Regions from separate parts of the Homo sapiens genome. Here regions 1 and 2 are each linked to region 3. A link is an interaction called in ENCODE POLR2A ChIA-PET data of the cell type or tissue named here. Cell type or tissue: GM12878. All regions are shown on one strand. Links, peaks and the distances in the headings refer to the core of each region. The heading gives the core; the rest is flanking DNA.

The links. ChIA-PET counts read pairs that join two places held together with the same protein. Peaks named below come from ENCODE experiments on the same cell type or tissue, not always from the same donor. Only the 100,000 strongest peaks of a DNase experiment are listed, where the experiment ranks them.
Region 1: POLR2A ChIA-PET joins it to region 3 with 50 read pairs; 9 of 35 experiments call an interaction of 5 or more read pairs at or near these places.
Region 2: POLR2A ChIA-PET joins it to region 3 with 14 read pairs; 5 of 35 experiments call an interaction of 5 or more read pairs at or near these places.

What each region holds. Positions count from the first base shown.
Region 1 is chr1:170,654,388-170,661,584 of GRCh38, forward strand. LOC105371610 (a long non-coding RNA gene) reads left to right here. Exons shown (of 4, transcript XR_922277.2): 2 at 1,021-1,071; 3 at 2,399-2,460; 4 at 5,812-5,896. Among named protein-coding and RNA genes, the nearest start is that of PRRX1, 6.1 kb to the right of the region's middle. In GM12878, for the core only: no CTCF peak of the experiment used is centred there; a DNase peak (open chromatin) is centred at 3,234.
Region 2 is chr1:170,686,773-170,693,969 of GRCh38, forward strand. All of the region lies in intron 1 of PRRX1 (paired related homeobox 1), which reads left to right. Among named protein-coding and RNA genes, the nearest start is that of PRRX1, 26 kb to the left of the region's middle. In GM12878, for the core only: a CTCF peak has its summit at 2,946 (motif pointing right); a DNase peak (open chromatin) is centred at 2,939.
Region 3 is chr1:170,535,506-170,542,702 of GRCh38, forward strand. GORAB (golgin, RAB6 interacting) reads left to right here. Exons shown (of 5, transcript NM_152281.3): 2 at 3,705-4,062; 3 at 6,986-7,087. Among named protein-coding and RNA genes, the nearest start is that of GORAB-AS1, 6.5 kb to the left of the region's middle. In GM12878, for the core only: no CTCF peak of the experiment used is centred there; a DNase peak (open chromatin) is centred at 3,921.

The sequences.
Region 1 (7,197 bases), core at 1,045-6,044, 120 kb after region 3:
TCTACTGTTCTCCTTTTTTAAACAAATACTATCTCTTTTTTCAGTCTCTTGTTTTATTCCAAAGTGCTGCCGATAACCCAAGGATAAAAATGGAATGAAACAAGTCTGACTTACCTCAGAGCATCCTTGTCTGGAATATACAGTTGCTCAAGTCTTGATCGCCTTGGCAGGTGTCTGATATTTGAAGTGAGGAAGATATAAATATTTTTAGGTTCTTAAGTTGCTTTTGCAGGGAGCACTACTCTTCTGCTATAAGCTACTACATCATTGCCAAAAGAATTTCTGAACTAAATTTTAGTGAGTATTTATTACTTGCCAGGCACTATGTTAGGTCTTACTTGTTATCTTACTTTTTTTTTTTTTTGAGATGGAGTCTCGCTCTGTCACCCAGGCTGGAGTGCAGTGGCACAATCTCGGCTCATGGCAAGCTCTGCCTCCCGGGTTCACGCCATTCTCCTGCCTCAACCTCCCGAGTAGCTGGGACTACAGGCGCCCGCCACCACGCCCGGCTAATTTTTTGTATTTTTAGTAGAGACGGGGTTTCGCCATGTTAGCCAGGATGGTCTTGATCTCCTGACCTCGTGATCCGCCCCTGTCAGCCTCCTAAAGTGCTGGGATTACAGGCTTGAGCCACCGCTCCCGGCCTTACTTTTCTTTCAGATGTACTTTGAGCTTCTGAGACTCAAAGTGTGAGACTCAGAGGAACTAAGTTACTTGCTCAAAATTTCTTTAAAGAGTTAGAAACAAAGAATAAACTTTCAAAGCCTCTAAAGCCTCTAGTCTTTACACCACATTAGGGACAAAGTAGGATGTAACACAGTGTCTGGTAATGGTTAAAGATTAATGGTGAACTACTACTTTATGTCATTTGGTCCAAAATAGAATATAAATGTTGATATCTTTGATCCTGTGTAATAATTTTTAATGGAGACTGAGACACACAATAGTAATGAGTATTAGAGAGGTCACTAAATCTCTTTTCATATTTTGAAGGAAATAATTCTGACTTTTCATTTAAAGGAGCAGATGATGCTCAAAAGAACAAATCAGGAAAGAGGAAAGAATAAAAGGGTAAGTAGCAAAAGGAAGTGTTTTTTTTCTCCAGTATGTATTTCGGAGATAGGTAGTTTTGGTGCTTTAAATGCAGAGCTGGGTACCAGGTTCATGAAAGACAAAGGTATGTATTGTATAAAGAGGTGAATGGTGACTTAACAAAATGTGGAATTAATAGGTTTGTGATCTGCAAAGTGCTGATATAACACAGTATTTTAGACTTTTTAATAAAAGTTAGTTTTCTTATTTCCACCATATAAATCCTTACTTCTTTTCTGTAGTGATAAAGGCAAGAAAAGAATGTCAGGAAAGAATGACAACTGTAATTGTAATGACAAATGTAACTGGTCCTATATACACTCATACCTTTTACACTGAGTTCCTCACATACACATTATCTCAAAGCATCACTTTGAGGCAGGAAAGAAAAAAAAGTCTCTGAAATTTTGTGAAATTACTGTGGAGAAAAACTTGAAATAAGGCAGATCCGGGTGTCTTTAACAAGATAAAAACAAGAAAAATTAGGGTAAAATATATACCTAACCTAACAGGTATAAAGGGACAAAAGAAGTTGTAACCAGTTTGGATGTTTACCTGTGAGCTAGCATTATAGAAAAAGTGGAGATCTGGGAGAAAAGAGAGAGACAAGCTCAGAAATTTAGAGATTTGTAGAAGGGGAGGAAAGCAAGCAGAGAAGTGGGCTGTACTTGGTTCCAGATTTATGGGAGCAGCAAGCCAAGGAAGGTTATCTAAAGTGGCACACCTACCAGGTATGCTATAAATAAGCCCCAAAGTCAGCTGAAGGACCTTATGCATTTCAAATCAGCCTAACTTACCCAGGTCCAGAGAATTTTGTATTTGTACTGTTGGATTCCATCTCACGTCTGCCTGGCCTGGAAACAGAGCTTCAGGGCCCAAAAGTTGAAGAGCTTGCAGAGGCACCAACCTAGTCTGGGATCTCAGTTTAGATGTCTTATTCAGGGCCAATAGTCTGGTGAGTATGCAGGTTCTCAAATTCTCAGAGTGAGACACAAAAAAACCTACCAGGCATGAATTTTTCCTGCAAAGGAATGAGGGGTTGGCATTGGTTTATCTTACAGCTCTGTGTGCTGCTGCTTGCCTAGAGCCATTCCCATTTTTAAGCATCTAAGTTACATGCATATGCCCAACCTTAAAGGATTTTTCTAAAATAGGAAGATAGCAAGAATTAAGCTTCCTATTATCCTGTGAAGCCCAGAAGAATCTGAGCATAAGGTAAAGAGTGGAGGAAGGGAACTAACATTTGTTGAGTATTGATTATGATAAGGCATTTTTCCTTTATTCTCTTTCTTAATCCTCTCAATAGCCATTTGTGGTACATCTGAATCAGCCTGGTGAATAAGATTTGGGTTCCTCAAGACAGAGAAGGTATGGCACCTGCATACTCATATTTCCTCTGAAAGCATCTGGCAAGACACCTGGACTACTAACTGTTGTTATGTTTATATAATATGAACACACTGTAAATATAATACATACATATTCACATATAGTGTTGCCTATTCACCTCCTTCAGTATTACTTTATTTTCAGTTCCAATTCCATAAGGATTTATTGGCTATTTTGCATCAGGATTGATGCTAGCTAGATAATATAGGCAGACCTGGAGGTGGTATCAAAGAGGAAGGAATTTGGGATAATTCCTAGGTTTACTACTGGGGCAAGAGTTTAAATTTATGTTTCTTCAATAAATGTGCAGATCCAGCAAGGAGATAGCTATCTTTTTTTTCTTCAGAGCTTACTATATGCTAAGCACTGTGATAAATTGATTGCCTGCATTCTTACTTAATTTTCACAAATATATATGGTAGGTGCCATAATTAGCATTATTTGAGAGATGGGTAAGCTGAGGCTTGGAGTGGTAACTTGCTCAGTTTGCACAAGATGACAGTAAGTAGATGGACAAGCTTAAGGTTTACATTTTGGACTCATTGACAAACAGGTGGTAGTTAACTGCTGTGGTTTGGATATGGTTTGTTTGTTACCACCAAAGCTCATGTTGAAATTTGATCCCTAGTGAGGGCGAGTTGGGGGTGGGGCCTAGTGGGGGGTGTTTGGGTTATGGCAGTGGATCCCTCATGAATGGCTCAGTGCTGTTCTAGCATTAGTAAAAACATTCTTGTTCTCACAAGAGTGAATCAGTTCTCAGGAGAATGGATTCTCATGAGAGCGGGTTGTTATAAGCTGGGATGCCCCTAAGGTTTCCCTCCCTTCACACATGTCCACTTCCCCTTTTACCCTCTCTGCCATATTGTGATGCAGCAGAATAGGTCTCACCAGAAGCCAGGACTTGAACTTGAACTTATCCTTGAACTTCTCAGCCTGCAGAACCGTGAGCTAAACAAACGTCTTTTCTTTATAAATGACCCAGTCTCAGGTATTCTTTTTTTTTTTGAGACAGAGTCTCGCTCTGTTGCCCAGGCTGGAGTGCAGTGGCGAGATCTCGGCTCACTGCAAGCTCCACCTCTTGCGTTCATGCCATTCTCCTGCCTCAGCCTCCCAAGTAGCTGGGACTACAGACGTCTGCTACCACGCCTGGCTAATTTTTTGTATTTTTAGTAGAGACAGGGTTTCACTGTGTTAGCCAGGATGGTCTCGATCTCCTGACCTTGTGATCTGCCCACCTCAGCCTCCCAATCAGATATTCTTTTATAGCAACATAAAACAGACCAAGACATAACCCATAAAAAGTATGATATCTTCTAAGAACAACCTATTTATTTTGAAAGACAGTAAAATGAAGACCAGAATTCTAGAGAATATAAATATTTAAGGAGTGAGCAGAGAAAAAGGAATACACTATGAAAACCAAAATAAGTGGTCAGAGAAATAGAGGACCAGGAGAAAAATATTCAAAAAAAAAAAAAAAAAAAAGGATGCTCAACACTATCAATTATAGCAGAAGCATTTAGCAAAATAAGGCATGAGGAATACTTACGGCATTTGTAAATGTGCATGTCACTGATGTCTTTAGCTAAAGCTGCCTCAGTGATATATGCAAAGTCAGTGTCCAGCCAGTGATTTGAGGAGCAGATGGGCTTAATGAAACTATTCTAGGTCCCACCTGAATATATTGGGCTTCCCAGACTATAACAGAGCAGATCAATTACCAGCTCATTACTTGGAAATGTATTTTTAGTCTGACTTCCTTTGATTATTATAAAATTTCAAAATAATTCAATGGGGCTATTGGATAAAGAATAGAGCATAGGAGAAATGCTCCTGAAATAACACTTATTATTACAAGAATCAGAATTGGAAGGATAAAGGAGAGTTCCTTTCAAGCCTGACATAAAGACTCCTAAAAACATTAAAATATGGGAACCCTGCAGAATCCATTTTGCATTTGTCTTTTCCCCTGTATCATTGCTAATGAATATGTCCTAGATTGTCAACCATGAGAAGGAAAACATTTTAATTCCCACAGCATGTTATTTGCCTGAGAGTGGTGTTGTCTTCTTTATGTGTCATGGAACCTGTGACCTGTCACCTAATTATCATGTTAGTTTATTAACATGTCAGGGAGTGCAACCCCTGGTTTCCACCTCAGAGAGGAAATTGCTTAGGGTGGGAGACATTCTGCTAGCCAGATAAGGCAGAGTTCTGCCAACTTTCAGTGCCAGGGAAACCCTAGGCAGTAATCAGTACCAAACCTGACTATTAATAAGACCACCCAAAGGCACATGGCTGGGAACCAAACCTCTCTCCTACCTTGGTCTGATCTATTGGCAAGTTTCCTTGCTAGATCCAGCTTTGCTCCCACTTACATAGGGATGAATTCAAAAACAGGAGTTATTGTAAAGGAGGCAGGGCAGAAGGAATGGTTGGAAAGTGGGTCTCAGATGCTGGAAGGGTCATAAGGGAGAAGTTTCTGGTTAGTTACATCATGCAGGGCTTCAAACTTCAAAAAATAATAATTGATGGATGGAAGTCAAAGCTAAAGCCAAAGAAAGGCCTACACATGTTCAGAGATTTTGAGTTAGAAATTCTCTTTTTCCAGCTCTCTCTCCCACCCCCAAAAGTCACATGGGGAAAGCAAAGTAGTGATTAAGGAACTACAGGGGCAACAGCAGGCTATTCTCCCGGGCCTTCTAAATGCCAGGCCAAGCCTGCCGCCTGCTTGGGAGATGAGTATGTGCTGTCCACCAAAGCTTCCTCAAGTCTCCTCTCCTGACATCTTTCTGCCAGATGGTCGTTCAAATTCTCAGGGTGCTTTGCCCTTCTGGTTCCTACAACGTGAGCCAAGCCCAGAGAACTTTGGTCCTTCAATTTCCCCCTTGCTCCACCCCTCTTGTGAGCAGGACCTGGAGCCTGGAGGTCAAGGAGAGGCTAGGAGCAGCGACCTATGGCGCTCTGGGAAGGAGCTCCCGGCTTGCCTATGGGTGCCCTGGGGAGAGCATCACTTCTGGCTCGGAGGGTTTCGGGAGCGCCTTCTCCAGCTCAAGCACTCCTTTTGTCGTTTATGAGGTGAACGCATTATCAGCTCTGTCTTGAATTTCCCTGAAGGGTTATCCCGATTTTTAAAATTGCAATCCAGACTCTCAACAAATTACAAATGTGTGTAAACATAATCAGAGTGTGGATCCAATCCACTTGTAATTGCTAATAGAAAAAAAGGAAAAGAAAAAACCCACAAAGACTTAAACAAGCAAGAAAAGCCGGGGGGCGGTGGGGGGGATCAGTTCTGCAGGGTGTTTGCCTTTGTGATTTGCTTCCTAGGAGACTGTCCCAACGCGTCCCGCAGCCCACCCTGCCTCGAAACTCCCTGCGGTGATGTCGGGGCTAGAGGAATCCAGGGCTTGGTCCCTGCAGCTGAGGCCTACGGGATATCCCAGGAAAGAGCAGCCTCTCCGTAGTGGTGAAGAGTCTCTCAAGCCTTAGCGCTCTGGTGACCTCCGCGGGATTCTGAGAAAAGCACTGCGGAACGGCGGGAGCGGGCCCTGCTGCTTGCTTCGCGCCCCCCACCCGCCCGGGGACCGCGACTAAGTCCCCGACGCAGCTCTTCCCTTTTCCTGAATACCCTGGGACTCTGCTCCCGAGTTCCAGCTCCGAGGACTCAAAGACAGTCTCCGTTCCTCACTCTTCAAAGACCACCTCCTTTTCTAGAGGTGGGCTCCCCGACCTTGCGCTTCTAGAGCTGCAGGAGCGGCGCTGCACAGGTCTGACAAGCCCAGCTCATTGGCGGGTATCTGAGCCATCAGTCTGAAAGACATTTGGGGAAAATTCATAGAACATAGAAATTCATATTATACATATTCATATTATACATTCATATTATACATTGTGTATATTATATAATATATATATAGTCCATAAATTAGTAAATGTGTGCGGTGTTTTTCTTGAAACCGTTAGCATCCTAGTTGGTATTGGTGGTACTGGTTGATATTAACACGAATGACAAGTGGGTGATTTTCAAGAAGCGCCCGGTCCCTCTAGAGAATGCGTCCGAATATCAGCGGAGCCGACTGCGTATGCCTCCGGATGCCCATCTATAAACTCTCTTGCTTGTAGCTATTCCTCGCTCCCCAACCATATTGACCATTCACCCGGATAAGGCAATTTCCTCGAAAGGGCGATCTGAGGACGCTGACCCCCTAAATGACTGAGGACGCTGGATCTTTAGGGGGAACATCGTGTCTTGGGGGTGCCAAAAGTCCCCAGCCCTTACCCACACCTTTGTCACGACGGGCAATTGGGTATGTGTAGGGGAAAAACAGCAACGTTAAAACGCAACTGTGTAAATGAGGATAGAGAGTGCGAAAGGAGGGAGAGGCGAGGAGCTGCTCTATTTCTAGGGAGGTTTTGGGGAGACTGATCAGCTCCAAGGACAGACCGCTGGGAAGGGAAAAACGGCCCACATCGAACTGGATGCCGGATGGAAACCTCTCTGCGCTATTAGACTGCGTCCAGTACAGCAGATGGCACGAGCACGTGCGGCGCTCAGCTTAGGCTCTCGGAGGCAGCTGAGTTGGAAATCCCGACGGAAAGCACCCACAAGCTCCCACTCTGCGCTGGCCCACCCGCGTGCACGCCCACCCCCCACGCGCGTCCCTGGCTCAGAAGCGCACAGATGTTTACTGCTTAGAGCCGGTACCGCTGGGG
Region 2 (7,197 bases), core at 819-5,818, 150 kb after region 3:
TTTCTTTATTTCCTTATCAGAGAATCTACACTTTGAGGGTTCAAAATCATTTGGAAATGAAACAAAAATGAGGAAACTATGTAATGTGGGAGACAGAACTATAATAACATTGGTTGAGTGCCTTATAAATGGTTATGCCTTGCCTCTCTCCATTAGTTAGAATAAACAAGAATTGACTGGACGCTTCTCCAGTCCCATCCCAAATGCACGTCATTCAAGTTTTCTTACTAATTAAGCATCCTCCCCCAGCCCCCCACCCTCAGAGTACCACAAGGTTAAACAAAAAGCAAAATTTCTATGATAAGAAGAGCTTTTTACAAAAAGGTCATCTTGACCATTTAGGATTTCTCTCTCTCTCTCTTTTTTTTTTAACTTTACAAGTCAGAATGTTGTGAGTGAAGAACAAAATAAACACGAAACAGGCAATTTCCAAAACCCCATTTGTGAAGGCTGGTTTTTAAACGATGAGAAAATGTCTGCATTGCACATTTACAGTCTGTTGAAAGCATATTTGGTGAACAAGCCCATTGGAGGCATTTATTGAAACTAAACAAGAACTCTTGGCCTACAAGTCTCCTTCTCTAGCCTCTTAAAGGCAATCTGTTTGGATGCTCAGGGATGCTCCCCAACTTTTGTGAATTCTGTCTTTTCTTTCCTGCCTTAAGCTAACAGTAGATGACGTTTGCTTCGACAGAGCAGCAGGACACAAGGGCTAAGAACATGGACTTGATATAGCGCCCTTCTCCCGTCACTTAATTGTTCTATGAAGTCGCCCTCTGAGCCTCACTTTCCTTTTCTCTAAAATGAGGATTATAATACATCCTTTATAGGGTTTTTGTAAGCATTAAGTAAGATAATGTATAGGATATGGTTAGCATTGTGCCTCGTGTGTAGCAAGTCCCTGCTTCATGGAAGTTATTTTATAGCATGTGCTTGATTCTTATTTTACAATTGAACAGACATTGTGGAGTCCGTTATCACTCAGCCATAAAAACTGTGTGGATATATCCTTGAAATATTTGTAAACATCTGGAAACAATTTAGTCTGAGGACACTTTAGGTAACTAAAAGGACTCATTCTCAAAATGAATATATAGTCTCAGGAGACACCGGGGTCAAAGAGCAAGTGGCCAAATACTTCTACTCAATTCAAAAAGCTCTGTGGTGAGAAAAAGGGGAAAAAGAAAGGAGAAAGAGAAGGACCGGGAAAGAGAAATAGCTAATCATCAAGAATATTTTGATTGAGAAGCAATGTGTTGCTTACTCTATAATTTAGAAGTCAAGCATGTAGGCATACATTTATTCACTTGCTATGTGACCTCTAAATTCATTGTCATACTTCTCAAAAGTTGCTATTATTATTATTTTTCTATTACCCTAAAGATCTTGAGAGATGAAATAAATCCTGGAGCTCATTGTTGACTTTGGACCCAGAAAGCAGTATAAAATAAGAATGTAAGGAAAACTAACACTCCAAGTACAAAGTGGGTCCAAAAACTGTAATGTTATATAGTGTTAATATATATTTCTGAAACTGGACTGTACTGAGGCAGAAAATTAAGGTATCTATTTTTTTTCTATTTTTCTTAAAAATTGCTTTTATTTAACCAATCCATTTGAAAAAGTAATAGAATTTTTAAAAATTTACTCTTAAAGATAGCTTTGTCCGGTATGTTTCAACAGTTTCTAACTTTTAATATCCTTGAAAATTAATTTCAGGTGAATGTTCAGGGTTATACAGATTTATGAAATTTATTTACCAATAAAATTTTATGTTTAAAAGGTATGAATATTGACTTATTTAAATAAAAACATTTAAATAAACCTCCTATAGTCTGCTGACTATATCGTTTCATAGACGAAACATTATAAGACCAAAATAATAAAACTGCTATGCTTGCAAAGTAAAATAAATGGGCATATTTAACATATAAAACTTTACTATGTTGTACTGATTTTTGCACCCATTTAATTGTGACACTTGAAGAGTTTGTCTTTGTTCTGGGAACTGTTTACAGGAAATTCCTGACTGACATTTTTTTCTTCCCATATCTTAACTATATACTTGCTAATTTCAGTACTGAAACTTATTTGATAATTTTGTGCTGACTCAAGTTCAAGTGAAATTCATATTATTCTTTAGCTATGCATCTTTTGGTTTTTAGTTCTGTGACAATATAATTGTTATCAATATACATTAGAAATCAATAGCATATTGATAATGAGATGAAAGATTAACTGAGCTAAACATAGATATTTGAGACTTTTTCTTCAGGAATTATTGATCTGAAGTTGTATTTAATCTATCAGAATATGCTCTTTTCTAATCCATTGGTTCCCCATCTCAGATTCCCTAACTTCTTTGGGCAGTAATAGAGGACCTTTATTTTTTTTTCTGTTATTTCAAAAAGATTAATAAAAATGTATGTTTACTCTCTATAAGCAAAAGAAGAACTTAAGATTTTTGACAGGATTGATAATAATTTAGTGAGACTCTTTCTGTGGAGCTGTGTACTGTTCTTAGAACAAAGTAGGGACTCATTAAAGAGCTGAATAAGTCAATGAATGAACAATATTCCTGGCTATCTCAGGCTAAATGATATCATAGTCTGACAATTTTGAATTTACTTAATGCAAATGACAAAATATAGTTGATTTAGTAGAAAAGGTTTTAAATCATGGAATCTATGTGGGAAGGTAGTCCATGGGGCTGCAACAATTGAGAACATTCATAAAGATGTGAGTGGAAACAAGGGTGAGTTTTGAGGAAGATTTGTGTGTTTAATCTTTATATGCCTGTGACCAGATGTCTATGCCAAGAAGCACATGTTTTTGTTTTTGTTTTAAACTTTCAGTTTATGGTTCCAAGGTCCTGATACTTATCAGCTTTAAAAAAATCGTTTTCATTTTTTAGGTAGTTTTCTTGCTTTTGGGCACCAGGTGGCGATATGGAGTGAGGTGGGGAGTGCATGGGATACACAGGTTGGGTTGTCATAAAGACCAAGCATCTGTAGAGCCGAACTGATGAGATTTAATATTCCGTCTCTCTCTCTCTCTCTCTCTCTCCCTCTCTCTCTCTCTCTCTCTCTCTCTCTCTCTCTCTGTGGGTGTGTGTGTGTGCGTGTGTGTGTGTGTGTGAGAGGGAGAGAGATCCAAAAAGAGAAAACTTTGTAAAGATTTGGTTCCATTTTGTCTGAGAAAGACTGGATTGGCATTCCTCATCTGTATGAAACACTTCTCAACAGATTCCATACAATATATCGCTTGGAAAATTCAAGAGCTGCCAGGTCTCTAGCTCTTGCTAGCATTTGGTTAGCATTTCACTGTATATAAGATCCTTACTCCTCCCCTCCCCCCCCATTTTTTCAACATTTACTGAGCACCTATAATGTCCCACGCACTGTAATAAGTATTAGAAATATTGCATCAGATAAGGTCTGGTCCGTGCCCCCTATGAGCTTATAGTTTAGCAGAGATAGACATATGAACCCTAAATCAGCTGCATGTTATGGCTTCTGCGATGGAGTCAGGATCAAGGCAGGATATAGAAGGGTCACAAGGATGAACTTGTCAGCTCAGTGGGTAAAGAAAAACATCATGGGAGATATGAACTATAAGCTGAATAGTGGCAGATGAGTAGATATTCATCACTTAGAATAGACTTGGAGAGAGAAGTTATAATAATCAATTTTGCTCCTTTGAACCCTTCAGGTGTGTGTGGTGCGTATGAGAAAGTCAGTTGGATCTTAGCATTTATTTATAATAATATTCATAAGCACAATCTATAGCTAACATTACCAGCCTAGTTTTTGAATTTGAAAATGTGAGAAAATAAGTGTTTGGTAAAATTCAACTTCCCTGCTTCCTCCTATATATGAGAATTTGTGTGATAAGAATAATTATAATATAAATTAGACTTTAAGTATTCAAATGTTTTTATTGGGTCAGGGCAGATTAAATATGTGCCACCTGAATTATGTACCAGAGAGGCCCTGGAACTGTGACTCTGGGAAAGGTATCAGTAAAATTAAATTTAGAAGATATTCAGAGAGATGGATATTTCAGAAAATGTAAGAGACTACAGAGAGAACAGCAAGTTAGCTCGATGCAGTCTTTGCTGTGAGCATCAAAATAAGGAAATGCATGAACTGGTCAGACATAGTCCATCAGAAAAGGCTTGATTCCAAAGAGAAGGTACTCGTGGTTTTATCTAGACAGACAAAAAGAGGCTTGAGAGGATAATGTAATGAAAAGATGCTTGACAAAATTTAGGGATGGATAATACACTAATTTGTGTTTTTGAAAGCTATCGAGAGAGCAAGGTAATGTAGCCTTTCAAGTGAGGGCCATATTTTATTCACCACTGTTTTTCCAGTGCCAATCATAGACCTGGAAAATGGTTGTGCAAAAGGTATTTGTTGAATGAATAAATGAAAGAAATAAAGCAGATGGGTTGCATGTTTGCAACCAAAGAGTGGATTAAAAAATGTTTATTAGCCAACCAGAGAGTGAAATATAAAGTAATGTCTTTTAGAAACTGTTGATGGATTTAATCAGATCAAACTTACATAAATAATGAGAAACAGCTTGCTTTTATAGAGTTGCCACTCAAATGGATTCTGACATCCCTAAGAAGAAATTTATTCCCTTTTCCTTCCCTTTCCTTCCATTTCCTTTCCTTTCCTTTCCTTTCCTTTCCTTTCCTTTCCTTTCCTTTCCTTTCCTTTCCTTTCCTTTCCTTCCTTCTTCCCTCCCTCCCTCTCTTCCTTCCTTCCTCCCTCCCTCCTTGCCTGCCTCTCTTCCCCCACCTTTTTTAGTTCTTTTTAATATTTTTGTTTTTATTTCAGATATATTGTTGTGTCAATTGCTTTCTTTAATTTCACTCTTTCCTCTTCTCTCTTTCTTTCTTTTCCCTTCTCTTTTCACCTTTTCTCCCCTCCTCTCCTTCCCGCTTTCTCTTCTACTCTTATGTGTTGTGACAAAGATAGTATTGAAAATAAACAAAATGAAGCATAGTCCAAATGGTTTAACGTAAAGGATGAAAATATTAACCCTGTGCTCTGGGTTGTGGTCAACAGAGTTCCAGCAGCAAGTTTCAGAGCACTATGGGGCCTTCTGTTAGGGTGAGGGGAAGCAGTGTTCTCTAAGCCTGCCTTATCAGCACATTTATTCAAGAAATATTTAATGCACAGTTATTGTGTGCTTGGTACTGTGTTAAGTGCTATGAGGAATACAAAGCTCCCTGTCCTTTAGGAAACTTAAGAGGTCATATATGGGTCTAGAATCTAGACTCTAGATATACACATAAATATAATATCAAATGGAAAGTCATGCCATGAGAGAGGAGCCAATTCCATAATAAAGTTGTTTTTATCCTGGCAGACCAAAATTGAAGTTGGATCTATTCAGGTTTACATTTCCAGGAAAAATATACATTTGTATTATTAATAACAATTGTCCAGGATCAGGAAGCCCTTTCTAATAACTGACATAAATCCTTATGGGGTAAGAACCCAATTTATTTTCCATTGTTTCAATACTTTTGATTAAATTCTTAATTTGAAGGGTTTAACTCAAAATAACAGCCTACAAAATTCCAATAAATAGAATTGGTGAGCCTGTCGGGATATCTTTCCTTAATTCACTCTTGACATATTTTACAATGTAGCTAACTTTCTAGAATGTAGTTAAGGGATCACCTTACATTATTCTTAAATTGTTGTGTGTATTTGATGAAAAGTTAAAGCTGTTTTTTTTTTTTAAATTCAGGCCACTAGAGTTCTACTATTTTTTAAGAACCAGGTCTGTTCTAGTTGAATCTTTTTTTTTTTTTTCAAGATAGGAAGTAATCATCTACAACAAGTATTGGGGATTAAAATGGGTCAAATAGAGAATCTTCATGGAAATAAGTGGAAGAAACCCCTTAACGAACTAACAAATCCTCTCTCTCTCTCTCTCTCTCTCTCTCTCACACACACACACACACACACAGACACACGTGCACACGCACATGCATCTCTCACATTTTTCTGCAACTGAGACTTCTAGAATTTTTATATCATCAAAAGGCTTACCTTCTGCAGAAAGCCCTTGACCCTGAGGTGTCTTGGGAAATTTTAGGACTTGGCCTAATCCTATATATATGCCAGACAAATTTTGACAGCCTTATTGCTTTTCATCATGAAGTGATCCTGGAACTTTTCCTAAATATTCAGGCATGTTAACACCAGCATCTTGATTCACTTCCAACCCAACCTTCAATTTATTCCACTTAGGCTAGTCACAGCATTTTTCCCCAGTCCTTCTGTGACCCAAGCAATTCTGGGAGACTGCAATGTGTGCTGTTAATATTTGTAGCATTCTCAGGAGACAGAAGCTATAGAAAAGCTAAATACCATGGTTTTGTTATTACTACTAATTACAGGGCTCTACCTCAAAGGAATCAGGGTGAGAAGAGATGAATTAGCATTGATAAATGACTCGCAAAATAGAAAATGCTGTAGAAAGGTTCTAAATATACTATAAAGAGTGGAGACAGCATGCAAGTGTGATTAGGGAGGTGGGGTCAAAGAGAGAAACACTGGAATACGGGTGTACTTAGGGTCAGTATGACCAAATTCTAGTATGATGTAATTTCCTGCACATACCAATCTCAGAGGCAGGCTCTCAGGAAAGAGGATATTTGATATGGCAGTACAGCCTTTCTTATGAAGGGTACCAGGAAAGAACAACAGTTGACTTTTTTGCTGGGCTGTGATCTTCCACTTTCCCTATCCACCAGCCCCCACTAAAATCAATAATCACTGTTGTAAATAATTTGGAAATGTATGTTGTTAGATAAAACTTACTCAGCTAGACTCTTAAAAGAAAAACTATTAGAAATAAGAAATTTGATAGTGTGGATAGTATGATGGAAGCTGACAATTTATTATTTAAAATTTCTTTGGAAGTTGGATCGAAAAGATGAGAAGCTCAGACCTTGAATCAGACTAAATTTACAAGAGGAGACACAAGATCGAGGGACATTTATTCTCTAAGAAATCTGATCCGAATGGGGAAAATGAGATGTAGCGGCAAGGCAATGGGTCTGCATAGTATACAACTCAGGCAAGGTTTGTGCCCACAAAGAAAAATGGTTGGGAGCAATAATTCCATCTTATTTATACATATTTTATTACTAGTTTTTTTTTCATGTTT
Region 3 (7,197 bases), core at 1,161-6,160:
TTAAGTTATCTTTTCACTTTTATCTTTTTGATGAACAAAGTATTTTATTTTTTGAGACTGGCTTTCACTCTGTTGCCCAGGCTGAAGTGCAGTAGCACGATCATAGTTCACTATAACCTTGAACTCCTGGGCTCAAGCGATCCTCCTGCCTCAGACTTCCAAGTAGCTGGGATTACAGCTGTGTGCCATTACACCATGCTAGTTTTCTTCCTTTCTTTCTTCTTTTTTTTTCTGTAGGGATAGGATCTTGCTATTTTGCCTAGGTTGGTCTCAAACTCCTGGGTTCAAGAAATTCTTCCTCAGCCTCCCAAAGTGCTGAGATTACAGGCATGAGCCACCACTCCAGGCCTTAATTTTAATGTATTCAAATATGTCAACCTTTTTTTAATAGCCAACATTTCCATGTCTTAAGAAATTAGTTTCTTACTATACTTAGTATAGTAGTTACAGGTGTGAGCCACTGCACCCAGCCAGTATTCTTGACCTTCTATCTTTTCATATAAAAATTTTAATAATTTTACCAAATTTAATGGAAAACCCATTAGGAATTTTGATTGTAATTGCATTGAATCTTTAGATCAATTTCATCTTCATATTATTAACATTGCCACTAACGTGGTATATGTCTCCGTTTATTTAGTACTTGTTTAAATTCTCAATAAAATTTTAGAGTTTTCCCTATAGAGGTACTAAACATCTTTTTGTTAGATTTGTTCCTAGATAAGTAATAATTTCTGGTATTGAAATATATTCTCTTTAATTGTATTTTCTAATTGTTTTCTGCTGATATATAAAAAATACAAGACAAAAGAAAAGTCAACAAAAGACATGAATAGATATTTCCTAGAAAAGGAAATATGAAGAGATGCTCATCACCACCAAGGAGCAGAGAATTACAAATCAAGAATACAGTGAGGTACTATTTTACACCCATTTGATTGACAAAAATTAAAACATCTGACAGTATCGTGTATTGAAGAGAAAGTGCATCCACAGGATCTTATACATTACTAGAGGGAGCACACTTTGGAAAGCATTTTCACATTTCTTCTAAAGTTATATTTTGTGACTCAGTAGTTCTTAGATAATATCCAAAGCAAATTCTTGTACATGTAAAATAAGAGACACATTATTGAAATTTACAAAAGCAAAAACCTGTAACCAACCTAAATGTCTATCAGTGGAAGAAGATCAATAGACTCTGGTTTATTCACACAATGAAATGTTATACAACAAAATGAATGACTGCTGAAACATAGACAATATGAATGACTATTGACAGTGTAATATTAAGTAAAACAGATGTACAGCACAAAACCCTTTTTATAAAGTCAAACAACTAAGTAAATACTTTTTAGAAATATTTGTAGATGCAATATGACTATTAGAGAAGGAAGAGAATAATCAACATATGATTCAAATGATAGTTTTCTGAGGTGGAGGGAGCAGGGCTTAAATAAAGGATATGGAGTATATATCACAAACTGGTAGCCCATTAGCTTAATTTAACCCAAAAATGTATGTGGCTTTTCAGCTTTGCCTCCTTTCTTTCCCCTTCTTTCTTTTTTCCCTCCTTTCTTCCTGCCTGCCTTCCTTTCTTTCCCTTCTTCCCTCCCTCCCTCTTTCATTCCTTTCTTTCTTCTTTGTCTCTCTTTCTTTTATCCAATCTTTACATTTCTTTTAGTTAATAATGGTGATAATCATTGTGTTATTTGCTAAGCCAGCTATACCTGTTGCCTTTGTTTGGGGGTAGGTCCATGTACTAGGTTAGCCATTGCATTGTGAGCAGAAGTGTTATGTCACTACTGGGTCAGCAGTTAATTGCTATAGCAAGACCTTCCTGACCTCTCTCTTCTCCTTGTGTTGTGGTGGCCAGCAACACTGAATACTGACTGTACAGTCAGCCTAGAGCCTTGAGAGACTAATCAGCAGAACCTCTCTGTTAGCCTTTAGTTGGCACTTGGCATTAATGAAAAATAAACCTTTGTGGTTTAAAACCACTAAGATTTGCCCCTACAGCGTAATCTAGATTTTCCTGATTGAAACAGTTCCCTACATTTAAAAATCAAGATATTTTACATAAAAGTCTAAATTGTAATCATAAAAATCAAAATATCTGGCTATGGTGACCTAAATTTTTTAATGATAGCAATTGACTAAAGGTGACTCGGAATTTGCCCCCTTTACACTAGACTTACGCTTCTCAGTTCACCACAGTCTCCTTGATATTTGCAGCCCCTAATACAGAGTGTGGGAAGCAATATGTTCTGTGTTTAAGTGGCCTGATTTGCTTATTGTTTATTGTTTAAAATTAGCATTTTCAGTCTTATAGGTAGGTTCTGTAAAAATGCAAAATAAAATAGAAGTTACTACCTGAATTTCAGAGGAACTATTAATAATTCAGCTAATGAGTTCAACAGGGAGATAAGCAGGCTAAGTGACATTTTTTGATGGTGTGAATAAAGATCAGAGCCAAGAATGTGTTCCTGTTGCAAGATACAGGATACTTTGTGTTTCTGGCTAAAGTCAACAATAACATTTGCTTTTGATAGTACTTCAGTCTTTTAAAAAATATTTTCTGTACATATCTCATTTAATTCTTACACCAACTTCATGCATTAAGTAGAGCAGGTTAATTTTCAACCAGCTTGATAGATGAGGAAACTAAGGTATTGAATAAATAATTGACTTACCTGAGGTCACTGAGCTGGGCAGAAGCAAAGCTGGAATTGTGACTCTAGAGCTTTTAACTATACTTTGGGAAATTCAAATAATAAGCTTGTTTTGCTTCAAAAGTCAATATGCCAAATTTGAAAGTCCCATTTGAGTTGTTCATTTACAAGAACTGATAACTTCACTTCCCAGGCATTTAAGAGAGAATGCTATTTATAGATCTTATGAAATATAGTATGAATGTGGGTCAGATTCTCCAATTGTCTGCCCTAAGATGTTAACACTGGCATGGACAGTCCAAAAAGTATAATAGAAGTGTTATTATTTATAACTTTAAAGATATTTCCCCCCAGTTGTTTTATCTTCTATTGCTTTACTGAGGCTACTATTAAAATCAGTTTGAATGCATTGATTAGAGCCTGACTAGGCTTCGGGGAGTACAACCTTGGATTGTTCTGTAGGATGAAAGACAACAATTTAAGGTTAACTAGCATTCCTAGAAATAAGAGACTTCACTCAATTACATGCCTGTTATAGCATCTGAATATGTATCACATATGTACCAAATTGCCCTAAAAGCTGTTAAAATTTAAGAGAGGGTAATCCCATTTGAAAATGCAACCACCATTTTGTTTCAGTAGAGCAGACAGAACCATAAATCAAATTTAAAACCAGATAATTCAGTCACCTCCCTGATTTGGTCAAAATTAGTTGCTTTCTTTTGACAACTATGAAATCAAGTTGAAAAAGAAACTTCACTTTGTGACCTAAGGCCTAACTCACTGATGGACTTTCTCTGAAGATAAATTAAGAGATGGGGCAGTTTCTGTTAAATATTAACATTATGATCTGAAAACTATTGAAACTCTACAGGAAGATGGCTGTTTTTCCCCTAGACTTTCAAGATAGAGAATGGGGTAGGAGAACCACTAGAATTATCAACGTTTAATGTTAATTTTTTATTTTCTTAGAGGAATTATAATTATTTGCTGCCCACACAAAGGAATTTTCCTCTATTTTCTTTTACATAGATCCATTTGAACCACAGCGACGTCTCCCCGCGAAGAAAAGTCGACAACAACTTCAGCGAGAAAAAGCCCTTGTAGAGCAAAGCCAAAAACTTGGGCTTCAAGATGGATCAACCTCATTACTTCCAGAGCAGCTGCTTTCAGCACCAAAACAGAGAGTTAACGTTCAAAAACCACCTTTTTCTTCCCCTACTCTTCCGAGTCATTTCACTCTCACCTCCCCCGTTGGTGATGGACAACCACAGGGCATTGAAAGTCAGCCAAAGGAACTGGGACTTGAGAATTCCCATGATGGTCACAACAATGTTGAGATTCTACCTCCAAAGCCAGATTGCAAATTGGAGAAAAAGAAAGTGGAATTGTTAGTAAGTCTATGTGAAAAGTCCATGAGACTTTTCATTTAACCCGTTTTTTCCCAATGGGCTTTAAGGAAATATAATTTGTTTATTTTAACATTTTCTCTCCTTTATATTCATTCAATCATAGGAATGTGATGTATAAACTATTGAAAAATAGCTACTGCCTAAATATAAGCTGGACACAGGCATTCTGTATGTTTTATGTTCTTTAGTCTTCATAACAGCCTTACAATGCATGTTTATTATTTAAACTTTATACATGAGGTATCTGGGACTCAGAAAAGATGATACCTTTCTAAAGCTAATACACTGCTAGTAAATAGTAGAGATTTACAGATAAGTCTGTCTGGATCCAAAGTTTATGCCTTTTACACTGAGCAGAAGCAGTTCTTTTTTTCTTTCTTTTTTTTTTTTTTTTGAGATGGAGTCTCGCTCTGTTGCCCAGGCTGGAGTGCAATGGCGCAATCACAGCTCAGAAGCAGTTCTTATATGCATAGTGCCTCTGCCCAAATTGACCCCTTTTTTCAACTTCCAGACTATTTCCATTGGCCCAGAAATTGGAACTTGTGGAGAGACGTGAAGGGATGGTCAAAGGAGAGAGTGTAGGAAATTTAGGGGACTAATGATATAACTCAGTTCATCATTAGATTTCTTTTTATTTATTCTTTACTGTCTTTGTATTAGAAACAACCTTCATAATTTAGCTACACTGTTCTTGTGGAAGATGCCATTTTTTGATTTGCAAATTCTTAGAATTTTTTATTTGATAGCTTGTGTTTTAATATATACTCTTATTTCTTTGTTTGCTCCTGATTTATCTCTCACAGAGAAGGAATGACATTTTTCTGTTTTCTCTTTTCTGAGTTCTTTTCAAAGTATCTTTTTTTTTTTCTAATCTCTGACATCTTTTTAATCTCTGCTGATCCAGATTCTATCCTGTGAATTTAAAATGTTTCCTGTCCACTAGGGGTTTACAACTAAGAAATCATTTTGACAAGAGTTATAAAACCACATGAATTATGAAACCTATATTGAACAAGTGCATACATTAAAGTGTCTCTAAGTGTAGTTTACTAACAAAGGCCGGAGACAAATAGGAGGTAAGTTTACATTGAGCTGGACAATTTGGATTGGATGTTATAGGGAAACTTATTCTTTTTTTGGATACTTGGAAGAATTTTCATAAAAGACCTGTAACCTCAAACCATTCACGTAAAGGAGAAATTTTGAGGTTTTAAGGAGGAGAAAGGAAAGCTGTGTCCTAGAGAATGTTCAGAGATGATACCTCATTTCTCTGGGAGAGGTGGCAAAGGATAAGCCAGAGAACAGTAGAGAATTAAAGAAATGAGGAAGGAGGACAGGCGTGGTGGCCCACACCTATAATCCCAGCACTTTGGGAGGCTGAGGCAGGCACATCACTTGAGGCCAAGAGTTGAAACCAGCTTGGCCAACATGGGGAAACCCTGTCTCTACCAAAAATACAAAAAAATTAGCTGGGCGTGGTGGTGCATGCCTGTAGTCCCAGCTACTTGGGAGACTGAGGCACAAGAATTGCTTGAACCTGGGAGGTGGACGTTGCAGTGAGCCAAGATCATGCCACTGCATTCCAGCCTGGGCAACAGAGCAAGATTCTGTCCCAAAAAAAAAAAAAAAAAAAAAAAGCAGAACTGAGGAAGGATCAGAAGCAGAAGCAGGGGATGAATAAGTAGAGAATTAAAGAAATGAGAAAGGATCGGAAGCAGGGGATGCCTTCCTTCCTAGCAAGTTCACTAATGCAGCAAGTTACCATGAAGCTCTCTGAGGGCTAAAGGCCGCAATCAAAATAAAGGTTAGAGAAATCCCAGGTGTCAATATTGTAGATCATATGCAAGAGAGTGCATAGTGAGCTGTGGAACTAAGGCGCCTGGTGAGGAGATGCCTGCAGTAGTAAAAGTGAGAAATGACCAGTCCCAGCACTAAGGTGGAAGGTGTAGAAATGGAGAGAGAAGGACAATTTTGGAAGGGGCTACTAGATTTGGGAATAGAGGTATGTGATATAATGGCTGTAAGAAGTGACAGTAATAGGAATAAATAGCTTTGCCAATACCTTGTTTAATTTGAGTTGACATCAAGCTCATGACTTTATGGGAAATTTTAATGTATTTATTTTAGAATTGGACAGATTGTAAGACAATACATGTTTTCACATCTTTGAATTTTTTTCTTTAGCCCAGCATTCCAGTCTTAGCTCTTAGTGTTTTACTTTGTTTAAAAATGTCCAAGTTGGGCTGGGCACAGTGGCTCACACCTGTAATCCCAGCACTTAGGGAGGCAGAGGCGGGAGGATAGCTTGAGCCTAGGAGTTCGAGACCTGACTGGGTAATATAGCGACACCCTGTTCTCCACAAAAAGGAAAAAAGAAAGACAAAAAAAAGTCTTAAGAGTTGGGAAAAAGTGAGCAAATTGAAAGAAAATATTAATATATGAAATAAACATTGGTTATTGTCTGAAACATGTTAAGGTGGTGGAGACTTTATAGAAAACTCTAAAAGGTATAAATAATATGACATCAGCTACAAACCAATTTTTATTAATCTCCATTCTGCATATAATACATAATTAACTTACACAAATTTCTTTGTACTCCTAAACACATGCCACAGTATTCTGGCTTCCAGTTTGTGGATTCCTAGATTATATATATAATGGATTTCAGAGGTCCAATTTATGTAAGCCTCTTTACTTTAGATCGTAGTCTTTGTTCCCATTAGAGCAAAATAATGAACTGCAGATGGGTTTCTTTTAAGAGGACTTTTGAAAGAACATATACATAAATCTTCTTGATTAAATTTTATACTTAGAGGACTGAGACTGGTAAGGTGTTGGATAGGGTAGCAGTTTCTTTTTCTTTCATAAACTCATTTTTATGCTTTTTTTGCCCCCTAGGCAAGAAAAATCTCGTTGGGAAGTCCTCCAACAAGAACAACGGCTAATGGAAGAGAAAAATAAACGTAAAAAAGCTCTTTTGGCTAAAGCTATTGCAGAAAGGTGAGGCACCTGAACCAGGAGAGGCTGTTTGTAACCTGTAACCAGTTGTGTCATGTGTTATATTTGTTTTCCCATGTCTCTTTTAATAAACTGATATTTTTTCTTCAACC